Regions from separate parts of the Homo sapiens genome. Here regions 2 and 3 are each linked to region 1. A link is a loop called in an ENCODE intact Hi-C map of the cell type or tissue named here. Cell type or tissue: B cell. All regions are shown on one strand. Each heading gives the region's core, and the rest is flanking DNA. Links, peaks and the distances in the headings are about the cores only.

What was found. Peaks named below come from ENCODE experiments on the same cell type or tissue, not always from the same donor. Only the 100,000 strongest peaks of a DNase experiment are listed, where the experiment ranks them.
Region 2: it touches region 1 in a loop (16-fold over the local background); 5 of 110 quality-filtered maps call a loop at or near these places.
Region 3: it touches region 1 in a loop (6-fold over the local background); 8 of 110 quality-filtered maps call a loop at or near these places.

Annotation. Positions count from the first base shown.
Region 1 is chr11:14,901,195-14,909,327 of GRCh38, reverse strand. It overlaps the pseudogene CALCP. Among named protein-coding and RNA genes, the nearest start is that of CYP2R1, 13 kb to the right of the region's middle. RefSeq lists enhancers at 1,068-1,567, 3,210-3,319, 3,500-3,599. In B cell, for the core only: CTCF peaks have their summits at 4,111 and 4,312 (motif pointing right); DNase peaks (open chromatin) are centred at 2,697, 3,527 and 4,347; H3K4me3 peaks cover 1,709 bases; H3K27ac peaks cover 492 bases.
Region 2 is chr11:14,574,213-14,582,345 of GRCh38, reverse strand. It overlaps a transcript of PSMA1 not described here. Among named protein-coding and RNA genes, the nearest start is that of PSMA1, 58 kb to the right of the region's middle. In B cell, for the core only: no CTCF peak of the experiment used is centred there; a DNase peak (open chromatin) is centred at 3,675; H3K4me3 peaks cover 1,021 bases; H3K27ac peaks cover 1,734 bases.
Region 3 is chr11:14,310,204-14,318,336 of GRCh38, reverse strand. All of the region lies in intron 1 of RRAS2 (RAS related 2), which reads left to right. Among named protein-coding and RNA genes, the nearest start is that of RRAS2, 45 kb to the left of the region's middle. RefSeq lists an enhancer at 5,579-5,628. In B cell, for the core only: no CTCF peak of the experiment used is centred there; DNase peaks (open chromatin) are centred at 2,226, 2,866, 3,996, 5,966 and 1 weaker place; H3K4me3 peaks cover 4,126 bases; H3K27ac peaks cover 5,000 bases.

The DNA of each region.
Region 1 (8,133 bases), core at 2,003-7,002:
ATATGTCATAAATATAGATGTAGTAATCCTAAACAAACAAGAAAAGTAAATCAAAAATCATCAATGTGGAAAAGAATGATGATCATGACCAAATGGTGTTTATTTTAGGAATATAATATTGGTTTTACCTCCAAAACTCAATGTATTCACCACATTAACAGAATAAAAGAGAAACACCATATGATCATCTACATAGATTTTAAAAAGACATTTGATAAAACTTAAGAACCTTCTTGATACAAACTCTCAGAAAACTAGAATGAAAAGAATGTTCTTATTCTGAACAAAGATACTTATGAAAAATCCCACTGTTAACATCATATTGAATGAGCATTCCTCCTGAGTTTACAAACACAATGAAGATGTTCACTATCCTCAATCAGTTCTTTTCAATATCACTCTGGATGTCAACAAATGTTCTCAGGGCATTTCAACATCAATTAAGCCTAAGGATTTTACTTAGTTTCCTGTGTATTTGGTTATTCAGAAATGAGAAACATTTCCATGAGTTCTATTTCAGTTTTCTTTTTTACAAATGAACTACTAATTCATCACATTGTAAAGAGCTCTTAGCTCTTATCTGGACAGTCTTTGTTGCCATCTGCTGGTGATCAGCTGCTCTACCTGAGATCTACTCTCCACCTTAGAAAGGGAAGGAATGGGGAGAACCAGCCATCAGAAATCGAACTGACTGAAACGGAAGGAGAAAGTGTAAGAAACAGCAAGTCTAAAACCTCCTAACACATTAGGGCACCTACTGTATTCCAGCCCCCATGCTAGGTCTTCACACACTCACTAACTAGAAGCAGTAGAAATACTAGTTAAGAAAATGGAGTGTGGAGCCAAACTACCCGGATTTTAAAGCTCAGCTTTACCATTTACTAGTTTATGACTTTTAACAAATTACTTAACCGTACTTGTTTTAGTTTCCTCACAGATTGTTGTGAGGATCAAAATCATCAGTCAACTATTTACAACTGTAACCAGCTCATAGTCAGCACTAAACAAAGTACATGTATTTCACAATTATCCCATCTAATGAGAGCTATTGTTGCAAGAGCAATTCTCACAGTGAGCGATTCCACATCTTCGCATTTCACTTCCTAACAGCTTTCAAAAACGGAGCTTTTTATTGTGTCTAACCACAGTCCTTCCAGCTGCACTGGGACCTCTGTCTCCCCTGGAGCCTGAGAAAGGCTGGGCTCCAAGTCCTCCTGAACAAATCAGCTTGCTGGACCCCTTGCCAGTGTGCTCTCTCCTACCTCTTGGGATCCGCCTTCTTGGTATGCTGCGGGGAAAGGAGGCCCTGTTCTGGGCGCTTGGGGAGCCTCACCTGGAGCTCTGTCTCCTGCTCCTGCTCCAGCTCACTGGCCTTCATCTGCACATAGTCCTGCACCAGTGCAGCCAGCAGGAGGCGCACTTCCTCCTCACTGAGTGTGGCCGGGTCTGGGCTGCTCTCCACGGGAGACCTGTGGAGGGGAAGCAAACTCAATGCAGGCTGTGAGTCCCTGCCTGCCCCTCCCCAGGATAAACAGCCAGGCTCCCTGGTATCTGCTTCTTCCCCTGAGGATGTGGCCACTGCGACTCCCAGGGGACAGGGCATGAGGTCAGGGTCCACCTGTGGGCACTGCTTCACCGGGAGCCATGCATGGTTTCAGAGGCACAGAGCTGCCTGGTCCCAGGGGCAGTGGGAGCAGAGGAGCCCCTGGTTCCAAGCTGTCTCACCTGAATGGCGCTGCCTGGAGGCTGCCTGCCTGGCACAGGACCAAGACTGAGAGCCAGCAAGCGGGAGAACTTCTGGGAGCCTTTGTTTGCTCTATGTAACAAGTAAAATGATGCCGCCTTTAGGCAAGTCAGTTAATCCCCAGCTGGGGTCACTGTCACAGCTTTTTTCAGTCGTTTAAGGTAACCTGGTATATTAGGGGTTTCTCTCACCTTCTAGTGAGTGGGGCCAGGCCAGCTACAGCTAAGTTTTCGGTATGTTCACACCTGGATCTAAAGGCGAAAGCATGGTACTCATTACTGCACAGAGCTTCTGCCCTAAATACCTGCTTTCTTCCCTACCATGCCCACCAGCCTAGATCCTTCTTCCCATCTATCCCGGACTCTTTAGAGGATGTCTCGGGCTCCGCCCATTTTCCATAGCTTTTCCAAAGGCACTTCCTAACTAGGAGTCCCCAAGTCTCCTCAGGCTTCAGGTCCCCTTTCCAAGTCTTTCCATCCCTTCACACCTCCTCATGAAATATCTCTCCACGCACCCTTCCCCAGGGCCTAGAACAACATGTGGAGCTGGGGGTGGGGGATTCAGTTGCCCCTCCTGTAGTCTGCCTTGGCTTTGTTCTTCATAGGAATTTAAAACTCCAGGCTCCACACAGCTCTGCGTTTGTTCAGGGGGCTCTCTAGAGTGTCTCCTAGGGTTCCTCGTGTCTTTTGGGGCCCTTCCCCAAGAGGTTGGTGTGGCAGAGTGGCTAGAGGCCAGGTTTCCTGTGCTGCCTCTGTTCCTGTGTAACCTCAGGCAAGTAACTGGACACTATCTAGGCCTCATTGCCCCAGTGGGGTACCTTCAAGTTTGAAGGCATTCATGAATGTAAACGGTTTGGAAGCTTCACAGAGCAGAGAGAGATGTCCAGGCCTGAGGGTGCCGGGTTCCGCTTGGGGTTGAAGGCACTTAGTCCCATCCTGTGGGTCTAGTCTACCATGAAGGCTTTCTGCCCAATATGGCTGAAGAAGGCAGGCTCACTGTCTCCCTCCTTAGGCACTTAGACAGCTGGGGTTATCTTTCCCGGGGCAAGGTCGTTATTTCAATAGCCCAGACACACACACACACACACACACACACACACACACACATACACACTTGCTCTGCACGTTCCTAGTCCCAGGAACATTTAATGACAGGTACACAGCCCAAGGCTCCGGCTGTCTGTAGGGACTGAGCTCCGTAGCTTCACCTGAACGTAGATGCGGGTGCCTCATGCCTCTCTAGAAGGCCAAACCCCTGGACAAACCCATCTCCTTGGGATCGCCTGCTGCCCTGCGCTGATTTAGGGACTGTTCCCCAAGGGGCACACACCGTAGTGTTGGACCCAGCTCAGGTTGCCACCGAAGTGGGCCTCTCCGCGCGCGCGCAGAGTACGCCGCGGCGCCGTGACGGCCCCAAACAGGGAGCTCGCCTCCGAGGGAGCAGGCGAGAGGAGAGGGAGGATTAGGGATAAGGGCCCACTGGAAGAATGACCGGAACCGAATTTACCCTTCTAGAGACTGACAGCCGTTGAAACAGCGCCTCCAGATCAAAGGGGAGAGACCAGGGGAAATGCAGAGAACGTGCGGGGCTAACGGCAAGAGCAGACAACATCCCCACAGTGGGCGGACTCGGACCCCAGCGGGCTCCCCAGCAGTGGTACCACTGGGGCTGGCGCTCTGCCCAAGACAGCACCCCCAGAAGGCTCACCCAGGGGAAGTGAAACCCTTTGCGGTGCCCAGAATAACAAGCCACCTTTCACCGCAGCCTACGACCGGCCGGCTGCACCCCAACGCGCGCCCGAACACACATACACACACACACATATGCACACGCCTTCCTGCCCATTCACCAGGGCGAGGGCAGCCCCTCTAGAGACCGTTTTGCACAGCTGCCTTGTGCCGCGGGGCTCTGTGTGTGGAGGTGCCCTGGGCCGGCCAATCCAGGCCAGTTCACTTGCTGCCGGCTACCTGGGGTAAAGGCCCGGATGCAACCCAGCCCGTCCTGCAGCGCCCTCCAAAGGAGCACAGGGGCCTCTGCAGGCCCGAAGGTTACCAGGTGTCTGTACTCAGATAAGAACAAGCACTCGAATCCAATGCTAACCAACTCACCCATACCTATGGAGTTCGAAATGCGCGCCCCGGGAGCGGGGGCTCGCCGCCTCCCAGCCATCTTCTCGCTAACTCGTGAACTGTGACTGCCAGAAGCACCCTCACGGAGGACCCGCGCACACTCCACCAACGGACGCAGTCTTGGTTGGCATTCACATCCCGGACACACGGACCATCATTGCGTACACCCGCCTTCCCTGCAAGTGAAACTTCTTTCCAAGTGGACGCTTTGCAGAAATCCGGCCCCCGAGCAGAGTGTAGGTCCGAAGGCACAGTGAGCCCCGCCGTCTCCCGGACCTGGCTTCCGCGGACTGGGAAGAAGACCCCCCGCCTGGCCAGGCCGAAGGATTCGGTGGGCTCCTCAGTGGAGCCCACGGTCCCGACACCCGCGGTCGTGGGGCCCCTGGGCCTGTGCACCCGGACAGCTGGTATGACCCGGGGTCCGCCGGTCCGCGGGCCGCCACGCCTTCGCGGCCGACAGGGGGCGCTGTTTTGACGCTTTGCTTGCCCCTTGTGCGATCTGGGCCTAGAAAGGCGAACTTTTCTAGCGCTCAGGAAATGCTCCCAGGAAAACCACGAAGGAACTGATTTCATTCTCTGAAAACTGTTCAACCAGAAATCCCCATGTGGCGACCGTCCAGTGCGTCCTCACACTTCCAAAATAAAAGCCACCCTGTCAGAAGCCAGTGGGCCAGGCCAGACCTAAGCATAGCGAGCAAAGGGAAACCTGTGTGGATCAATTAGATTCAGACTCAGCAAATCAAAATCGTTTTGTTGCTGCTGCCTGGTGCAATCCTCAATCAAGAATAAATCCAGAGCACATCTACATTTTATATCTGATCTCTCCTTACCTAGGAAAGCAAACTGCTGGGGCAAAGACTAGCTTCGTTTTATTTGGTGAACAAAATCAGTTTCTCTATAAAGGTGCCCTGGAAGGCCCGAACTGGGGTGAGATGAGTGAGGCACTTGTTTCCATTGCAAAATGTAAAGGGGTGCCAAAAATCTCAGGAATCCAGAGTAATATTTTAACGTAATGTCTTTAATGATAAAAACGAGTGCAAAAACATCCAGGACAAAGAACATATCTAAACTTGAAATAGGATCTGACAGGGCTAGGAATCCAACCTTTCCCAATCTTTTTGTTCTATCAATCTCTCAACCAATTGGATGATGCCCACACACGCATTTGCTCAAATCCAGTCCTGCTTACCAGCTTTTACAAGTGCCACCTCTTCTTCCAAAGTTGAAGCAATTCATGTGATCCATTTCTTCTTGGAGGAGCTTGTTACCCTTTTGAATCAGTATACTTTGTGACTCAGTTTGCCTTGTGACTTCAGCTTTCTGGTGGGTCCAAAAAATTATGATTTTATAGATTATTCAGGTTTTTCTCATTGTTAGGGTGGGAGTGATATGCTACTGTTGCTTTCGAAATTGTAAGCAGGAACAGAATCCTTTTAACACCATTCTGACACTTTTAATCATGCAGTTCAGTGGCAATAATTATATTCCCAATGTTGTGCAAATCATCATCATTATCCATTTCCAGAATTTGTTCGTCATCCCAAATGGAAACTGTATTTGACAATAATCCCCACTATTCCTTCTACCAGCCCCTGGTAATTTCTATTATACCTTCTGTCTGTATGAGTTTGCCTATTCTGGGTGCCTCATATAAGTAAAATCCTACAATATTTGTCCTTTTGTGTCTGGCTTTCACTTAGCATAATGTCCTCAGTATTCATCATGTTGTAGCATGTGACAGGATTTTATTCCTTTTTAAGGCTAAATAATATACCATTGCATATGTATATATGACATTTGGTTCATTATTTTATATGTTGATGAATATTTACGTGGTTTTCACCTTTTGGCTATTGTTGATAATGCTGCTATGAAATTGGTGTACAATTATCTATTTGCATCTATGCTTTCAATTCTTTTGTGTATTTTCTTAAAAGTATCATTTTTTAAACTGGAACTTATTTTTATTTTAAATGTCATGTAAGCATATACACTAAAATTCAGAAGAGAAAGAAATTATTCTTATACAATTACTGTATTTTCTTCCTGTATTTTATGCTCATTTATTTTGCATTAACAATAGATGTTATGTAAGATTCCAGGGGAAGCAAACTCTTAGTTGGAGATTTGTGTGCCAAAAGGTAGTTGGGAGGAATCCCTGGTATCAACACCTATAAGGGAGTGAAGAAAGTAGGAATGGGCAGAAAGAAAAGTTGAACTGTACAGGAAAGACCTGTCTCACAGGGAGCTCTAGAGCTGGGCTAAGACTTCAGAGTTGTTCCAGCTTCAGGCAAGAAGCCTGACCCTTTATGCCTCACTGGAATAGGGCCAGCTTTATTGGCATATGATCTATGCAATCACACAGGGCCCCTATACTCACAAGGGCTCCATGCTTAGTTTAATGCTCTGCTATTACTGTCATGAAGTTCCTGGTAATTTTGGAGTAAGAGGACCCATATTTTCATTTTTCATTGGACTTTGCAAATTATGTAGCTGGCCCTGCCCTCAATCATGCATTCAATGAGAATTTTTCCCAGGAAGGATCTAGACGTTGATCAACACAATTCCCTCTGGCTGAGAGCCATTCTCAGAAACTGACTCATCTGAGAGCTGTCAGCCACCATACTCCAGTGAGGCTGGAGGAATGCAAGACTCAGTCCTGAAAGTGAGATTTGGGCAGTACACAACAGCATCCACTACAAACAGCTTCAGACATGTACCACTTTCACACAGCTCTAATTATGGTGTATATGTACACACTTGTCTACTTTGTACCTATCACATCACAGACATTTTCAGTGAAACTTCGTTGTCTTCATAGCTATGCCTTTTAACTATGTGTAATATTTCAAGGGCATTTCAAGATGTATTTTACTTCATAATTTCATTTCCCTCATCAGTCATTATTTCTATATCTATTTTACTATTTGATTGTACGTAATTTTATTACCAGAACCTCAAATTTTCTGTGACAACAAGAGATACAAATTTATCTATTGATTTATTCTTGGTCAGTTAGGTTTCTAACTTATTCTTATATAGTAATGTTATAATGAATATCTTTTTTTATTCAGAGTTCTCCATGTTTGAGATTATTTCTTGGTGTAGATTATATATAGAATTATTAGATGAGGTAGGCCATTTTGGTGACTTTGGATAGAAATTGCTAAATTGTCTCCCAAAAAAATCCATTAGATATTTTAGTATCAATATCAAATATCAATAGACAAGGGAGTATCTGTTTCATGGCATCATGGCCATTATTGTGGGTTTAAAAATTTTTCGGCTTATTATATTTTTAAAAATATTATTCTCATTTAATAGGCAAAATGGTACTTCAGAGTTTGTTTGTCAGCAATTTACTAAGAAAAAACTGAAAAATTCAGAAAAGTTGAAGCACTTGTACAATGAATACCCATGTACCCCATACCTAGACTTTAAAATTTTGCTGTATTTGCTTTAACACATATTTAGATATCTATTCATCCCTTTGTATATGCATTAATGTGTATTGTTTTTAACTTATCTCAAAGTAAGTTGCATTCAATAGGACACTTCACCCTACACACTTTAGTATGCATATCCTAAATAGAGTTCAATGTTTGCTTGCTGGTCCTTTTTAGGGAAGAAGTTTCAATACAATGAAACGCATAAATTTTAAGTACTCAGTTTGATGGGTTTTGAAAAATGCATACCCCTACAAAATATAAACCTACAAGAAAATACAGGATGTTACCATTATGCCAAAAAGTTGCCTCATACCCCTTTCCATCAAACCCTGCCCCCAATACCTGCTCCCACCTTCCCAGAGGCAAATACCATTTTCAATTTTTAAAATCACAGTTTACTAAAGGCAGCTCCAGAACTCCATGTAAATGGACAGATACAGTATGTACGCTTTGAGATATACATTTTTTCACTTGGCATGTTTTTGAGATTCTTCCACATTGTTTCATGTACCAGCAGATTTTCCTCCCCCATTTTATTGTTTAGTAGTATTCCATTGCATGAATATACCCAGTTATTTATTGATTCTCCTGTTGATATATATCTGGGTTACGTCCAGTTTTTGGGTTTTCTGAATTAAGCTGCTGTGAATTTCAGAGATATTTTATTTTGCGTTTTTTATTATGAGTGAAGCTGTGCCTTTTCATGTTTGTTTACCCATTGTTAATTCCTCTTTAATGAATTCTGTATCTACTCATGGCATTTGTTTAATAATTTCTTTGATTTTCAAAGGTTGTCTTATATGTTTTTAAG
Region 2 (8,133 bases), core at 1,323-6,322, 330 kb after region 1:
GGGGAGAGAAAGCCAGGTTACAATCAACAAGCATTTATATATTAGCATTTCTGGTAAATTGTCTAAATCGATCTAAGAAGTAAAGAACCTAAATCTCCAAGAGTTCAATAATTTGTTGGGATTTATTTTCTCATTCTAAATAAAACCAACTTTTATACCTGTTTTTAAATTTGTATTTTTTTTAATTAAAGAAGACCCCAAAATTATAAGGCTTTCAGTTCCATAAAATCTGAATCTATCCCTATCTGCCTCAATTGCCTTTCTTCTGCAGATCAAGGTAACCAAACCTTGATTTGCCTTTGTGGAAAGGTTTTCTGCTCACTCAGCAGTAGACACATGATCCAGGTTCAGGAATAAGTACGTGATCCAATTTGGGCTAATAAGAATCAGGGGCAAAGTTTTTGCTGGACCTTCTACTGGGGTTATTAAGTTGAAAGTTACTAAGTTGTGTGGAAATGCAAGTGTGGCATTGCCAACAACCATCTTGCTTCTATAAGAGGAAACTGCCTGCGAATAAAATTCGTATAGAAGAAAGCAGAGCTAAGGGATATAAAGAAGCCAAGTCTTAATAATGTGACTTTGCAACCCTGAAACAATACTGAAGTTACTACAGATAATCCTGGGCTTTTCAGACAGACAAATCAATAAAAACCTCTTTTTTTCTTAAGCTATTTTGAGTTGGGTTCTGGCAGTTGCAACTGAGTCTTGACTAATACAGGTCCTTATATGCTGGAAAAATAATTATTATTATTTCAACTCAGAAGGTGATTTTTTTAGTGTATTTGCCTCTGAATAGTTATAACATAGATAACACTTACTGATCACTCTTATTAAGGGTTTTACTCATATTAGCCCATCTGAATCTCAAAAGCAACCTCATGAAGTATGTACTGGTATTATCATATCCATTTTACTAAAGAGGAAATCGAAGGCACATAGAAGTTAATTAACTTGTCTAATTGGTGTACACTTTGGTTTTAGACCTTGGATTCCTAACTGTTACACTGTGCTGCTTGAGCCAACTGATTCAGATGATACTAACATCCTTTTAAGAAAAGCTCTCATACCAAGACTTCATTAGAGGTTGCCAGCCTATGAATTATATGCCCTTAGAACAAATGCAAGGGTGGGCAATGTAGTTCACTTTCGTCAGAATTGGCTGAGAATGACAGCTACCAAGAATATAGTAGACTATTCACCAGCCAATATATGTACACCAGCCAATGGGACCCAACATCAAATCCCTCTTTTCTTATTTGGGAACTTTCTAAAGGTTCTCTCATATGTGTTTCCCTTTGTCCTCTTTCCCTCGATTCATCCCATAACTACATAGCTCCCTGGTGTCAGTATGACACTTTCTATCTGTAGTTCATCTGTCATTCCTATCACTCCTGATGTGTTGCCACTGGTATTAAGGGGAATCCCAACACGATTCCACTTCAGTAGTTTCCATGCTGAAGATGGGAGAATGAACTGAGGGCTCCTAATCTTCTTAAACAACCCCCATTATGCCTCCAAACTGGATAATCTCTCAGTTTCCTACAATTCCCTCTTCTTGTGCCTCTTCCAGACTTACTCCCTTGTGTTCTTCTCTGCCTATGGCTCCAGTCTGACAGGCTTAAGATCTAAAGCCTGGATCCCACTATCACCAAACCAAGTATGTATTTCAGACTTGAAGCCATAATGATCTGATCCTTTCATTTTTCAGCAAATGTTTATTAAGCACTTACTAGGCACTGGAGATTTAGGGATGAGTATGACACAGTTTTATCTTTCTAGAAGCTCTCAAAGTACTGGACTCAGGGGAAGTTAAGATGGGACACAAGGCCAACAGTTCCTATGAATGGAGTGACTTAGAATCACAGCAGAGGCAGATGCCAACTTATTGAAGAGAATAAGGAGGCTTTTTAATGCAGGACAGAAGATGGAGTGGCAGGAAAAGTGGTCTTGAGGTGTAGCAGGAATTATCCAGCAGAGAATAGCATTCCAAGCAGATGGAACAGCATGTTCAAGGCTAGGAAGGCAATAAAGGATAAGACGTGTTTGAGAAATAGCAAGAATTTTAGTATGGCAGGAGCAGACAGTCTTTGAGGGAGAGTGGTGAGAGATGATTCTAAAATAGTAGGTAGAAGCCAGCTTGTGAAATCCTTGTGTGTTGTGTTCTGGAATCTGAAAATCATCCATTATTCATAGACAGCCAATGAGATCTCAAGCGAGAGTGACATGATTACATTTGTATTGCAGACAGATCACATGAGCAACAGTGTCGCTCTCTTGTAGTAATCAGATCTTTCTTTCCAGCCCTGCTCTTTGGATTTGAGGTTCTTCAGATCAACCCAATTTGTGGCCTCCATTATCACTGCAGACAGATTTTTCTCTCCCTTTCCTCAGCACACAATCAGTGTACCTTGAAGTTCCCTCTTACCCATCCATCAGCCTGGGAATGGCATTTCCTCAGAGAAGCAATTCTCAAACACATGTGGGTGTGTAGCTTGTAGGAAGGATATATCATGTTCACTTGGAGGGCATTTTCAAAGTACATGTGCCTTTGCATCACATGCCCCTCTTGCTCTGAAATTCTAATAGGCCAAAGGTTTGAGGGGGGTTTCTAGGGGAACTAGCATTTTGTAAAAGTTTATTCTTTTAAAGAATAGAGATCTAGACATGGAAACTCTAATCAAGACATACTCCTCTCAATTCCTTAGTTGTTATTAAAATACTACAAAATCTGCATTTATATTATAATAGTGACACCTCTTATAGTTGGTCGAAAGTTGGCCCCAAAAAGGATGTGTCCATGTCCTAATACTTGGCCCCTGTTAATGTTACCTTATTTAAAAAAAAAAAAAAAAAAAAAAAGTCTTTGCAGCTGTAATTAAGTTAAGGATCTTGAAATGAGATCATCCAGATGGATTTTAAATCCAATTCCAAGTATCCTTATAACAGACAGAAGAGTAAAAGACAAAGACAAAGAGGAAAGGCCATATGAAGATGAAGGTAGAGATCGCCGTTACGTAGCTAGAAGCCAAAGAATGCCTGGAGACATCAGAAGCTGGACAAGGCAAAGAAGCATTCTCTTCTAGAACCTTCAGAAGGATCATGGCCCTGCCAATACCTTGATTTCAGACTTCTGTCCTCTAGAATAGTAAAAGGATAGATTTATGTTGTTTTAAGTCACGAGGTTTGTAGCAATTTGTTATGGCATCTCTAGAATGTCAACATACCTTCTTTCTAATAGGTTATACCTAATAGTTACTTTTAAGAGAGGAGACAGTTTCCAAAGTGTTGTATAATAGCATGATGTAAATGAATTTAGGCCAGGTAACTTAATCCCTTTGAGCTGGTTTCTTCACCTAATCCCATCCTCACAGAATGTTGAGATGATTCAATGAGATAAAATAAAACTACCCAGCAGACAACTGGCAAAAACCAGGCTCTAAAGGAAGTATCTATTTGAGAATAGGACTCAACACATGTTGCATAGACACTCTGGTGAAACAAGCTCTCCCAGGAGAAGGCCGGGATAATTAACATGCAATGTCTGGGCCTCTATCAGAATCTCTTTTACATGTAACCACTTACACCCATCTGGTATCAGCTCTTGTTTGTCACCAACTAACCACTGCCCTCTCCTGCAACCTTCTCTACTTCCTGTTTACGTAGATAGCTGCTTCCTGACTGACGAAACTGAATGGTTTCAGCCAGACTGCTTTTCCCCTGGACCCATGCCAAGAATACCTTCTTTACTTTGCATTTCTCATTCTGCTTTCTTCTTATAGTAGAAGCCATCATATTAATGAGTTGCAAACTGCTGCCCTGAGCTATTCCCAGCTAATCAGTTAGTCTTCTTCCTAGCTATTGGATTAAATCAGATGAACACAAGTAATAACACGTCAGGTATCATGTCTGTATCAAGAAATTTGTCCATCCTTTCTTGCTCCAGCCCTGCCAAGCTACTGACAATGATGCTTTTTTCATTTAACTGGACAAGTCATAATGCTGACACTCTCAAGCCCAGCCCTGTCCTGTTTATGTGAAGCAATTCTAACCAAGGCCAGCAGGACAACAAACAATAGGGTTAAACTTGACCAGAACTCCAGATTGGGAGACTATTTTTTTTTAATTATACTTTAAGCTCTGGGGTACATGTGCAGAACATGCAAGTTTGTTACAAAGGTATACACTTGCCATGGTGGCTTGCTGCACCCATCAACCCGTGATCTACATTAGGTATTTCTCCTAATGCTATCCCTCCCCTAGCCCCCAACCCCCCAACAGGCCCCGGTGTGTGATGTTCACCTCCCTGTGCCCATGTGTTCTCATTGTTCAACTCCCACTTATGAGCGACAACATGTGGCTGTTTAAATGATCTAATTTGTGGTTCTCAATATGAGTGAATATGCAAATCATGTTAGAGGCTCTTTCAAACAAACAGATAAACAAATATTTGGAACATGAGTTAGGCATGGATTTTTTTGTTAACTCCTAAGTGGGATAATAACTTTTCCCTCAACTCCAGGCTTATCATCCTTAACACAATAGTTAAGGATGTGAACACTGGAGCCTGACTGTCTGGGTTCAAATTCTGGCTTTGCCACCCATAAGCTGTGTGGCCTTGAGCATGTCACCTAACCTCCTTTGCCTCAATTTCCTCATCTGTAAAACAGTTGTAATAATACCTACATTTGCCAGGGAATTGTGAGGAATAAATAAGTTAACTTGTGAAGAGCACTTAGGCTATATAAATGCTATTATTACTATTACTTTTATTGTTGTTTTATAACTTCTCTGGAGAGACAGGAAGTTGGTCAGAGGGTGAGATGCCTGAATTAGTGATTTCAAGATGAGGCAGGTTGAGGTGATGTGAGGGTTCACAGTATGACAGTGGAAGTGGATAGCAGAGGTAGAATGGAGGAAAGATCATCATTGGAAGGAGAAAATTAGTAGTAGTATTAAAGCATGTTCTTTATGAGACTGGAGTACCTGAGTTCAGATCCTGCCTTCACTACTTAATGGCAGCGCAACCATGAGCAGATTACTTAATTGTTTTCTCATCTGTACCACTACAGAACCATGAGCAGATTTCTCCTCTGTAAAATGAAGATAATAATAGTGACCTATCTTATAGGGCTTTCATGGAATCAAATAAGTTAGTAAATAACATACTGATTTCTTAGAACAGTGACTGGCATTTAGCAAGTGTTAGCTCAGGATACAAAAGCAATGTGCAAAATCACAAGCATTCTTATACACCAATAACAGACAAACAGAGAGCCAAATCATGAGTGAACTGCCATTTACAGTTGCTTCAAAGAGAATAAAATACCTAGGAATCCAACTTACAAGGGATGTGAAGGACCTCTTCAAGGAGAACTACAAAACACTGCTCAACGAAATAAAAGAGGACACAAAGAAATGGAAGAACATTCCATGCTCACGGATAGGAAGAATCAATATCATGAAAATGGCCATACTGCGCAAGGTAATTTATAGATTCAATGCCATCCCCATCAAGCTACCAATGACTTTCTTCACAGAATTGGAAAAAACTACTTTAAAGTTCACGTGGAACCAAAACAGAGCCTGCATTGCCAAGACAATCCTAAGCCAAAAGAACAAAGCTGGAGGCATCATGCTATCTGACTTCAAACTATACTACAAGGCTACAGTAAACAAAACAGCATGTCACTGGAACCAAAACAGAGATATAGATCAATGGAACAGAACAGAGCCCTCAGAAATAATACCACACATCTACAACCATCTGATCTTTGACAAACCTGACAAAAACAAGAAATGGGGAAAGGATTCCCTATTTAATACATGGTGCTGGGAAAACTGGCTAGCCATATGTAGAAAGCTAAAACTGAATCCCTTACTTACACCTTATACAAAAATTAATTCAAGATGGATTAAAGACTTAAATGTTAGACCTAAAACCATAAAAACCCTAGAAGAAAACCTAGGCAATACCATTCAGGACATAGGCATGTGCAAGGACTTCATGACTAAAACATCAAAAGCAATGGCAACAAAAGCCAAAATTGACAAATGGGATCTAATTAAACTAAAGAGCTTCTGCACAGCAAAAGAAACTACCATCAGAGAGAACAGGCAACCTACAGAATGGGAGAAAATTTTTACAATCTACCCATCTGACAAAGGGCTAATATCCAGAATCTACAAAGAATTTAAACAAATTTACAAGAAAAAAACAAATATACAAGAAAAAATCAAACAACCCCATCAAAAAGTGGGCAAAGGATATGAACAGACACTTCTCAAAAGAAGACATTTATGCAGGCAACAGACACATGAAAAAATGCTCATCATCACTGGCCATCAGAGAAATACAAATCAAAACCACAATGAGATACCATCTCACACCAGTTAGAATGGTGATCATTAAAAAGTCAGGAAACAACAGGTGCTGGAGAGGAGGTGGAGAAATAGGAGCACTTTTACATTGCTGGTGGGACTGTAAACTAGTTCAACCATTGTGGAAGACAGTGTGGTGATTCCTCAAGGATCTAGAACTAGAAATACCATTTGACCCAGCAATCCCATTACTGGGTATATACCCAAAGGATTATAAATCATGCTGCTATAAAGACACATGCACACGTATGTTTATTGCGGCACTATTCACAATAGCAAAGACTTGGAACCAACCCAAATGTCCAACAATGATAGACTGGATGAAGAAAATGTGGCACATATACACCATGGAATACTATGCAGCCATAAAAAAGGATGAGTTCATGTCCTTTGTAGGGACATGGAGGAAGCTGGAAACCATCATTCTGAGCAAATTATCCCAAGGACAGAAAACCAAACACCGCATGTTCTAACTCGTAGGTGGGAATTGAAGAATGAGAACACATGGACACAGGGTGGGGAACATCACACACTGTGGCCTGAGGTGGGGTGGGGGTAGGGGGGAGGGATAGCATTAGGAGATATACCTAATGTAAATGACGAGTTAATGGATGCAGCACACCAACATGGCACATGTATACATATGTAACAAACCTGCACATTGTGCATATGTACCCTAGAATTTAAAGTATTATAATTAAACTATAATAAATTTTTTTAAAATTTAAAAAAAGAAATTTATTCTGCTGGATACCCTAAATCATCTCCCCCAGGTTCAAAGTTCCACAGATCTCTAGGGCAGGGGTAAAATTCCGCCAGTCTCTTTGCTAAAGCAAAGCAAGAGTTCATCTCCAGTTCCCAACAAGTTTCTCATCTCAATCTGAGATCACCGCAGCCTGGGACTTCATTGTCCATATCACTATCAGCATTTTGGTCAAAGCCCTTCAACAGGTCTCTAGGAAGTGCTAAAGTTTCCAACATTTTCCTTTCTTCTTCTGAGCCCTCCAAACTGTTCCAACCTCTGCCTGTTACCCAGTTCCAAAGTCACTTCTGCATTTTTTAGTATCCTTATAGCAGCACCCCACTATAGTGGTACCAATTTACTGTATAAGTCCATTCTCACATTGCTGCAAAGATAATACCCAAGACTCGGTAATTTATAAAGGAAAGAAGTTTAATTGACTCACAGTTCTGCATGGCTAAGGAGGCCTCAGGAAACTTATAATTATTGTGGAAGGGGAAGCAAACATGTCTTTCTTGACATGGTGGCAGGGGAAAGAAGTGCTGACCAAAGCAGGAAAAGCCCCTTATAAAACCATCAGATCTCATGAAAACTCACAATCAGGAGATGGGGGTAACCACCCCCATCATTCAATTACCTCCCACTGGGTCTCTCCCACAACACATGGGGATTATGGGAACTACCATTCAAGATGAGATTTGGGTGAGAACACAGCCAAACCATATCACCATACGTCTTCTGAAATCTAGGCAGGGGCATCCAAGCCTCAACTCTTGCACTATGTGCACCTGCAGGCTTAACACCGTGTGAAAGCTACCAAGGCTTATGGCTTGCACCTTCTGAAGCAGCAGCCCAAGTACCTGGGTAACTTTGAGCCACATCTGGAGCTGGAGTGGCTGGGATGTAGGGAGCAGTGTGCCCTGGGCCTGACCCACAAAATCATTTTTCCCTCCTAGGCCTCTGGACCTGTGATAAGAGAGGCTGTTGTGAAGGTCTGTAAAATATCTTCAGGG
Region 3 (8,133 bases), core at 1,323-6,322, 590 kb after region 1:
GGTAGAGATGGGGCTTTTCCATGTTGGCCAGACTGGTCTTGAACCCCTGACTTCAGGTGATCCACCCGCTTTGGCCTCCCAAAGTGCTGGGATTACAGATATGAGCCACCACGCCCGGCTGCACTCAAGTATTAAAAGAAGTGAACATCCATATAGGATTTATTAGGATAGTTACTCATTTGACAGGTATTTCTCTAGGGTTTACACATAGAAAAGCCTTCAGGATTTTGCGAAGACAGGGTTTCCTTTTCCTGTATAAAGGACAGCTTTAGTCCTAACAGTGAGGGGAAATATCATGAAAATGATTCCTTTATTCTTCCTGCTCCGTTTGAAAATGACCTGATTCTCTTTTAGAAATGTGGCTTATTTTACAGTTGTCCTCTTCATACATTTATTTACTTATTTAGAGACATTCTCTCACTCTGTTGCCCAGACTGGAGGGCAGTGGTGCAATCGTAGCTCACCTCAGCCTTGCACTCCTGGGCTGAATTGATCCTCCAGCCTTGGCTTCCTGACTTGCTGAGATTACAGGTATGAGCCACTGTGCTCAGCTCCCCTTTGTACATTTAGAGTTTGCAATGATTTGTTTTGTAGGGAAAGATCAAGAGGAAAAACTAGTAAGTTCATTCATCATCTGCTTCTTGTTGATAGAGGCTACGTTTCTTAAAAGTAATTACCTTTGAATTTTGTTTCCCAAATAATTTAGTGAAATGTCAATATGAATTCATCTTGCCTTTTAAGATTTTATTTTATTTTGGGATGGAGTTTCGCTTTTGTTGCCCAGGCTGGAGTGCAATGGCACGGTCTTGGCTCACTACAACCTCTGCCTTCCGGGTTCAAGCGATTCTCCTGCCTCAGCCTCCTGAGTAGCTGAGATTACAGGCACCCACCACCACACCTGGCTAATTTTTGTATTTTTAGTAAAGATGGGGTTTCACCATGTTGGCCAGGCTGGTCTTGAACTCCTGACCTCAGGTGATCCACCTGCCTCAGCCTCCCAAAGTGCTGGGATTACAGGTGTGAGCCACCATGCCCGGCCTAAGATTTTATTAATACAGATATTCTGCATCTTTACAGGTCTGTCTTGCATTTTGCAAACACGTCTGTTCTTGGTAAGGTGTATACGTTTTGAATTCTCTTCTTCCATAACTTGGATGATTGAGAATCTGTGGAACTCCACCCAACACCTATAAGGGTAGCAGTGTTAAATGGCAGTACATTAACATCTATGCCTCCATAGTACCTTTTTCTAAATTTACTCTTACCACACAGAAACTATAGTATCTCCTTCATTCTAAGGCACACATTAAAAAATTTCTTATTTTAACACCTCTGTAATTAGGTGCATTTTCTAATTGATGTCATCCTCCTGTCAACAAAAGGTGGTTATTTGTTCTCTTGTCTTGCCTCCTACTTGACTATAAGTAGACTCCTTGAAGGCAGGAACTGATAGTCATTTATTTTTGTTATTTCCAATGTCTCATTTGCAGTAGAACCCAAAGTTTGGTGAATTACAATGTAACAATTTTCGGGATATCTTAATAAGTGTTAGTTGAAATGAGAGTTTCATTAGGACACTGTTTTTGGATTGTTTTGAAACAGGGTCTTATTTTGTCACCCAGGCTAAGTGCAGTGGTGCGATCATAGCTCACTGCAGCCTTGACCTCCTGGGCTTAAGCAATCCTCCTGCTTCAACCTCCCAATTAGCTAGGACTACAGAGGTGTACCACCGTGCCTGGCTTTATTTATTTATTTAGTAGGTAGAGACAGGGTCTTGCTATGTTGCCTAGGCCAGTCTTGAACTCCTGGGCTCAAGCAATCTTCCTGCCTTAACCTCCCCAAGTTCTGGGATTATAGGCATGGATTGCTGTACCTGGCCTCATCAGGATACTTTTGCAGGGGGAGATGTAAAAACTGTAAAAAGGAGGGCCTGGAAAATGCTAATATACATAGTTAAATGCTATTCCTACTTTTCCCTCCTTTGTACCCCTTCTGTCTTTCTCTTTTGGTTGATTCTCTTCAGACTGATGCATACCTCACCAAGAAAGCATTGGTTTTAGCAGATGTGAGTGAAGTAAAAAGACTAAGAATTTTATATTTTTATTTATGACAGGCTATTTTTTGAGCATCTTTTGGATATTGCACTGTGCGATTGTCACTTTCCATTATGTAAATGAGGAAACAGTCAAATATGTTCAGAGACGTAAAATTTTAGTCCAAGATGGTGGAAGAAGGACCAAACTTCCTGTTATGGGTTTCTGATCTGGGCTTTCTGCTTTAAAATCTCTTCTGAACTACGTTTTTTTTGTCTTTTTATTAGTTTAAAATTAATGTTTTTAATAGCTCTGTGGTTTTGAGACTGAATTTTTACATTCTTATCACAGTAAATGTTTGCTTAAAAAGGTGGAGTTGATCTGGTCTCCCTTTATCTTGCCTCTGAGTACCCTAAAATGTGGATTTAATTTTAGTGCTAGAAACTGTTTAGTGGGTCTAGTTGTTTTCCTTAATTAAATTTAAGCTTTTACATGTGGGTGATTAGAAAAGTCTTATCCAGAACCTCAGTTGGCATTTTTTAGAAATGACTGCCATGTAGTTTTTTTTTAGTAGACTTTAAGAACTTTAGAGTTACAGAAAACCTGAGAAGATAGTATAGGAACTTCCCATATATCTGTCACCTAGTTCCTCTATTGTTAACACGTATGGTACATTTGTTAGAATTAATGAACCAATGTGGATACATTATTATTAGCTAAAGTCTATACTTTATTCAGGTTTCCATAGTTTTTACCTAATGTCCTTTTTCTGATCCAGGATCCCATCAAGATAACACATTACATTTAGTTGTCATGCCTTCTTAGGCTCCTCTTGGCTGACTTTCCTTGTTTTTGATGACCCAACTATTTTGAAGAGTACTCATTAAGTATTTTGTAGAGTGCCCCTCTATTAGAATGTGTCTAGTGTTCTTCTCATGACAGGTGTAGGGTTATGGGTTTTGGGTTAGGAAGACCACAGAGGTGAAGTACCGTTTTCATCACATTATATCAAGAGTACATGCTGTCAGCGTGATTTGTAACTGTTGATGCTGACCCTGATCATCTGGCTGAGGTAATGTTTGTCTGGTTTCTCTACTATGAAGTTGCTCCCTGCCCCAACCCTTTTCCATATTGTATTCTTTGGAAGGAAGTCCTTATGTGCAGCTCACACTTACGGAATGAGGATGCTGTCTAATTTTGAATAAACATTTAAATAGTAGAGGCTTAGTTTAAAAATTTACCTGGAGTTAGTGAGACTTTTGCTTTTTATAACAAAAACCATGGCTATTTAAATGAAATATTAAAACATGTGCTTGCATTTGGCTGGGCATGGTGGCTCCTGTAATCCCAGCACTTTGGGAGGCTGAGGCGGGCGGATCACTTGAGGCCAAGAGTTTGAGACCAGCCTGGCCAACATGGTGAAACCTGGTCTACTAAAAATACAAAAATTAGCCAGGCATAGTGGCGTGTGCCTGTAGTCCCAGCTACTCTGGAGGCTGAGGCAGGAGAATCACTTGAACCTGGAGGCGGAGGTTGCAGTGAGCCGAGATCGCACCACTGCACTCCAGCATGGGCGACAGAGTGAGACTCCATCTCAACAAAACAAAAACTACAAAAAAACCATGTGCCTGCATTCAAAGATTTGGTTTGGCAATAATTTTCAAGCTATTTTTCATTCTCAGTATTTCAACATTTGCTATTACATGGCAGCTGTTAGATGTTCCTCTTTATTTTATGGCATCTAATTGATAATTATTTTTTGAAAAAAATGTAATGGAAATGTGGAAGAACATTAGTCAAGAGCTCTTGAATAAAATTCGTTAATATTTTGTTCTGCATTTATTGCTTTTCTGCACTTCTTATTTCTGCATATATTATTTCTAAAATTGAGGATTTGGTTGATATGTAAATTATGATTAGAGACCAGAACAGTTTAGGACCCAAAATGATCAAGGGAAAGCACCTCGCTGGAAACCCCCATGACAATAAAACTCTCCTTGTAGTTCCCATTTGTATGTTTCAATTATAAGGCTTATGTTAAAATTAGATCAGAATTTCCATCATAGACTCTCAATTTCATAGTTGTGTAAGTGCCATATAAACCTAATTGTAAACAAAGGCATTTAATGATGGACATTATTTGAACAATTTAAGATCAGGTTATTTAGCTCACAGGCTAGAAAATACATGTCTAGTTTCACATTTTAAAGTTGAGAGATTGTGAAGATGGGCTTTGGTTCTAAAGGTGAATTTTATAGTTTTTTCTAATGATTTTCCAGATTTTCTACAATGAAGATGTGTTGTTTTATAACATAATAAATTAAAAATACTTGCTAAATTCTTTTTTCTTTACTGATTGCTCTTGAGACTTACTGCATTGTAAACAAATGACTATTTTAGATGTGTATATTAATTTCCTAGGTCTGCTGTAACAAACCACCTCAAACTTGGTGGTATAAACAAGGGAAATTTATTTTTTCATAGGTCAGAACTCCAAAATCAAGTTGTTGTCGTGCTGGTTGATTCTGGAGTCTGAGGAAGAATCATTTCCATGCCTCTGTCCTGGCTTCTGGTGCTTATCAGCAGCCCTTTGTGCTCCTTGGCTTGCTTGTGGATGCATCCCTCCAATCTCTGCCTCTGCCTTCATGTGGCCTTCCTCTCTGGGTTATTTTCTGTGTTTTGCATCTCACCCTCCTTTCTCTTATAAGGACAACAGTGGTTGGATTTAGGTCCAGGGCCATCTCACTTTAATAACTGTAAAGACCCTATTTCCAAATACGGTCATATTCATAGGTACCAGGCATTAGGAGTTGGATATATCTTTTTTGGATGCCACCATTCAGGCCACTACAGTGAGCAAGCCTCTTCCTGCATTTGCAAATAAGCACTATGAAAGTACTTTTACTAAATGCAATAATAGCTATAGAATCTGACCTATATTATATGCATATAAATGTGATTCAGAGTTACATGTTTACTTTCTTTTCATGTGGTTTACAATTGATGTGGCATTCTTTTACTATGAATTAGGCTGAGCACATACAGACAAGCTATAATTTGTGTCTCTAAATGGTGTGAGCAGGGTCTTAAATTCTGTGAACATGTGCTGTTTAGCTCTTGACTTTTTAAACCTACGTACTTGGGTATTTTTATAAGATAAATGTTTATAGTTCCTTTTGATATGAATCATGTTTGTCTCCACATAAAAGTTTAAAATTATCCCTAGCGACCTAGTCTGATTTAAATTTGTGTGCCATAAGATATTTTATAAAAACAGAATTGCTGGTAGAATGAGGTTAAGTAATCAAAAGTAAGACTGGTTGTCCTTGGTGTGAATAGACAGCCACTTTCAGAGAAGTGCTGGCCCGGCCTCCAGGCATGTGGTTTGGAGGGAATCTCTGGTTGAGAACATTTGCTGCTGCTGCTTTCCCATTTTGAGATGAACTTGATGAGGAATTTAGTTCTTCGTATTATTAGGAAAGTAAAACAACAGTGATACAGGTGTGAGATTGCTTTTTTGAATTTTATTGTGCCATAGACCTATATGTCTTCACTAAAACATAGCTCCACAAGTGCCAGAACTGGCTGGGTGCAGTGGCTCACACCTGTAATCCCAACACTTTGGGAGTCCTAGGTGGTAGGATTACTTGAGGCCAGGAGTTGATGACCAGCCTGGGGAATATAGTGAGACCTCATATCTACAAAAAAATGAAAAAATTAGCCAGGCGTGGTGGCATGCACCTACAGTCCCAGCTACTCAGGAGGCTGAGGTGGGAGGAGCACTTGAGCCCAGGAGTTCAAGCCAGCAGTAAGCCGTGATCGGGCCACTGCACTTCAGTGCGGGCAACAGAGCAAGATTGTCTCTAAAAATAACAAAAAACAAACAAAAAACAAGTGCCTGAATTATGCTGGTTTTATTCTTATTCAGAACCATATCCTAGCTTGTAGGTATTAAGTACACAACAACTATTTGTCAAATGAATAGTATATCATAGATGCTCTTGAAATCTATGTGGCATTTCAAGACGTGTCTTATTCTTTTCAATGGCTGTTTGCTATGCTGTGATAGATATGCTGTAATTCATGTAACTAGTCCGTGTTCTCCCCTTAGGGATATTTAGGCTATTAAGAGTTTTTCAGGCCGGGCACAGTGGCTCACACCTGTAATCCCAGCACTTTGGAAGGCCGAGGTGGGTGGATCACTTGAGGTCAGGAGTTTGAGACCAGCCTGGCCAACATGGGGAAACCCCATCTCTACTAAAAATACAAAAATTAGCCAGGTGTGGTGGCAGGTGCCTGTAATCCCAGCTACTCAGCAGGCTGAAGCAGGAGAATTGCTTGAACCTGGGAGGCGGAGGTTGCAGTGAGCCGAGACTGAGCCATTGCACTCCAGCCTGGGCAACAGAGTGAGACTCTATCTCAAGAAAAAAAAAAAAGTTTTTCACAGTAACAAAGCTACCATGACATATCTTGTTTGTGTGTGTATGTTTATGTAACTTTCGTAGTTTGCAGTGTTAATTTCCTTCATTCATGGCTATGTTCTTGTGAAACAAGCACATTTTAAAATATATTATTGAAATAATTTTCCAGTATAACTGACCTATATTTTCTTAAATACATTTAAAGTACTTTTATGTTGCCAGGCGCAGTGGCTCGTGCCTGTAATCCCAACACTTTGGGAGGCTGAGGTGGGCGGATCACCCGAGATCAGGAATTCAAGACCAGCCTGGCCAACATGGTGAAACCCCGTCTCTACTGAAAATACAAAAATTAGCTTGGCGTGTTGGCACGTGCCTGTAATCCCAGCTACTTGGGAGGCTGAGGCAGGAAAATTGCTTGAACCAGGGAGGCAGAGGTTGCAGTGAGCCGAGATTGTGCCACTGCACTCCAGCCTGGGCTGGAGAGACTCTGTCTCAAAATAAAATAAAGTACTTTTTTATTTTATTTTTATTTTTTAAAGACAGATTCTCGCTCTGTTGCCCAAGCTGGAGTGCAGTGGTCTGATGATGATAGCTCACTGTAGCCTGAAACTGCTGGGCTCAAGTGGTCCTCCTGCCTCAGCCTCCAGAGTAGCTGGATTATAGGTGTACCCCACCACACCGGGTCAATTTTTAGGTTATTTTTTTATAGGTCTTGCTATGTTGCCTAGGCTGGTCTCAAACTCCTAGCTTCAAGCGATCCTCTCACCTTGACCTCCCAAAGTGTTGGCATTATAGGCATGAGCCACTGCTTCTGGCCTAAAATGCTTTTAAATTTGTTTCTCCTCGAATCAGTGAAAAATCCTTTGCCACAGAGTTTTGAAAAAAGTATCAGAAGCAGTGTGTATGCACACACTGTTTTGATTTCCTCTGTGGGATGGTTCTTGGCTAATCCCTTTGAAAGGAAGTATCAGAACCTGTCTGTCCATTGCATGCAAGGCTGGGAAGGAAAGCAGTAGCCACACAATAGGTTACAATTAGAACACTGAATAAGAAACAAGGAAGAATTCCTTCCATGCCTAAGAGAGATGCATAACCTTAGGGTGACCATATGTCTACTTGCCTAGGAAAGTCCTGGTTTATGCCTGTTGTCCTGATGTAATTATTATTAGCATCCTCTTTGAGTCCCAGTTTATCAGTAACTTATATGGTCACCCTACTTAATCTTTCAGTTCTTTTTTTCCTTATCTGTAGAGAGAGAGCAGTGCCTGGTATATAGTAAATGTCATGTAAGTGCTTGCTGTCACTGTTATTATGATTACTTGACCTATCAGCAACCCTTATCTTTCGCTCCTTCTTAAATTATTTTCTTCTCTTGGCCTCCTGGCTACCATTTTCTTTGTTCTCTTCCTACTTTTAGCTGCTCCTTCTCAGTTTCCTTGCCTAGATCTTTCTCATTTTCCTGACCTCCCAACAGTGAAGTACCCCAGGTCCCAGTCTCTGTTGTTTTCTCTGTCTGATTCGTCTTGTGACAATACCATCTATCTCCTGACTCCCAAATTTGTCTTCAGCCCCACCTTCTCAGTGAATCCCAGACTCATTTCTGTAGGTGTCTAATAAGTGTCTTAACAGAACATGTACAAAACCACTCTGTATTCTTCCTCCATTCTCTACCCCACCAG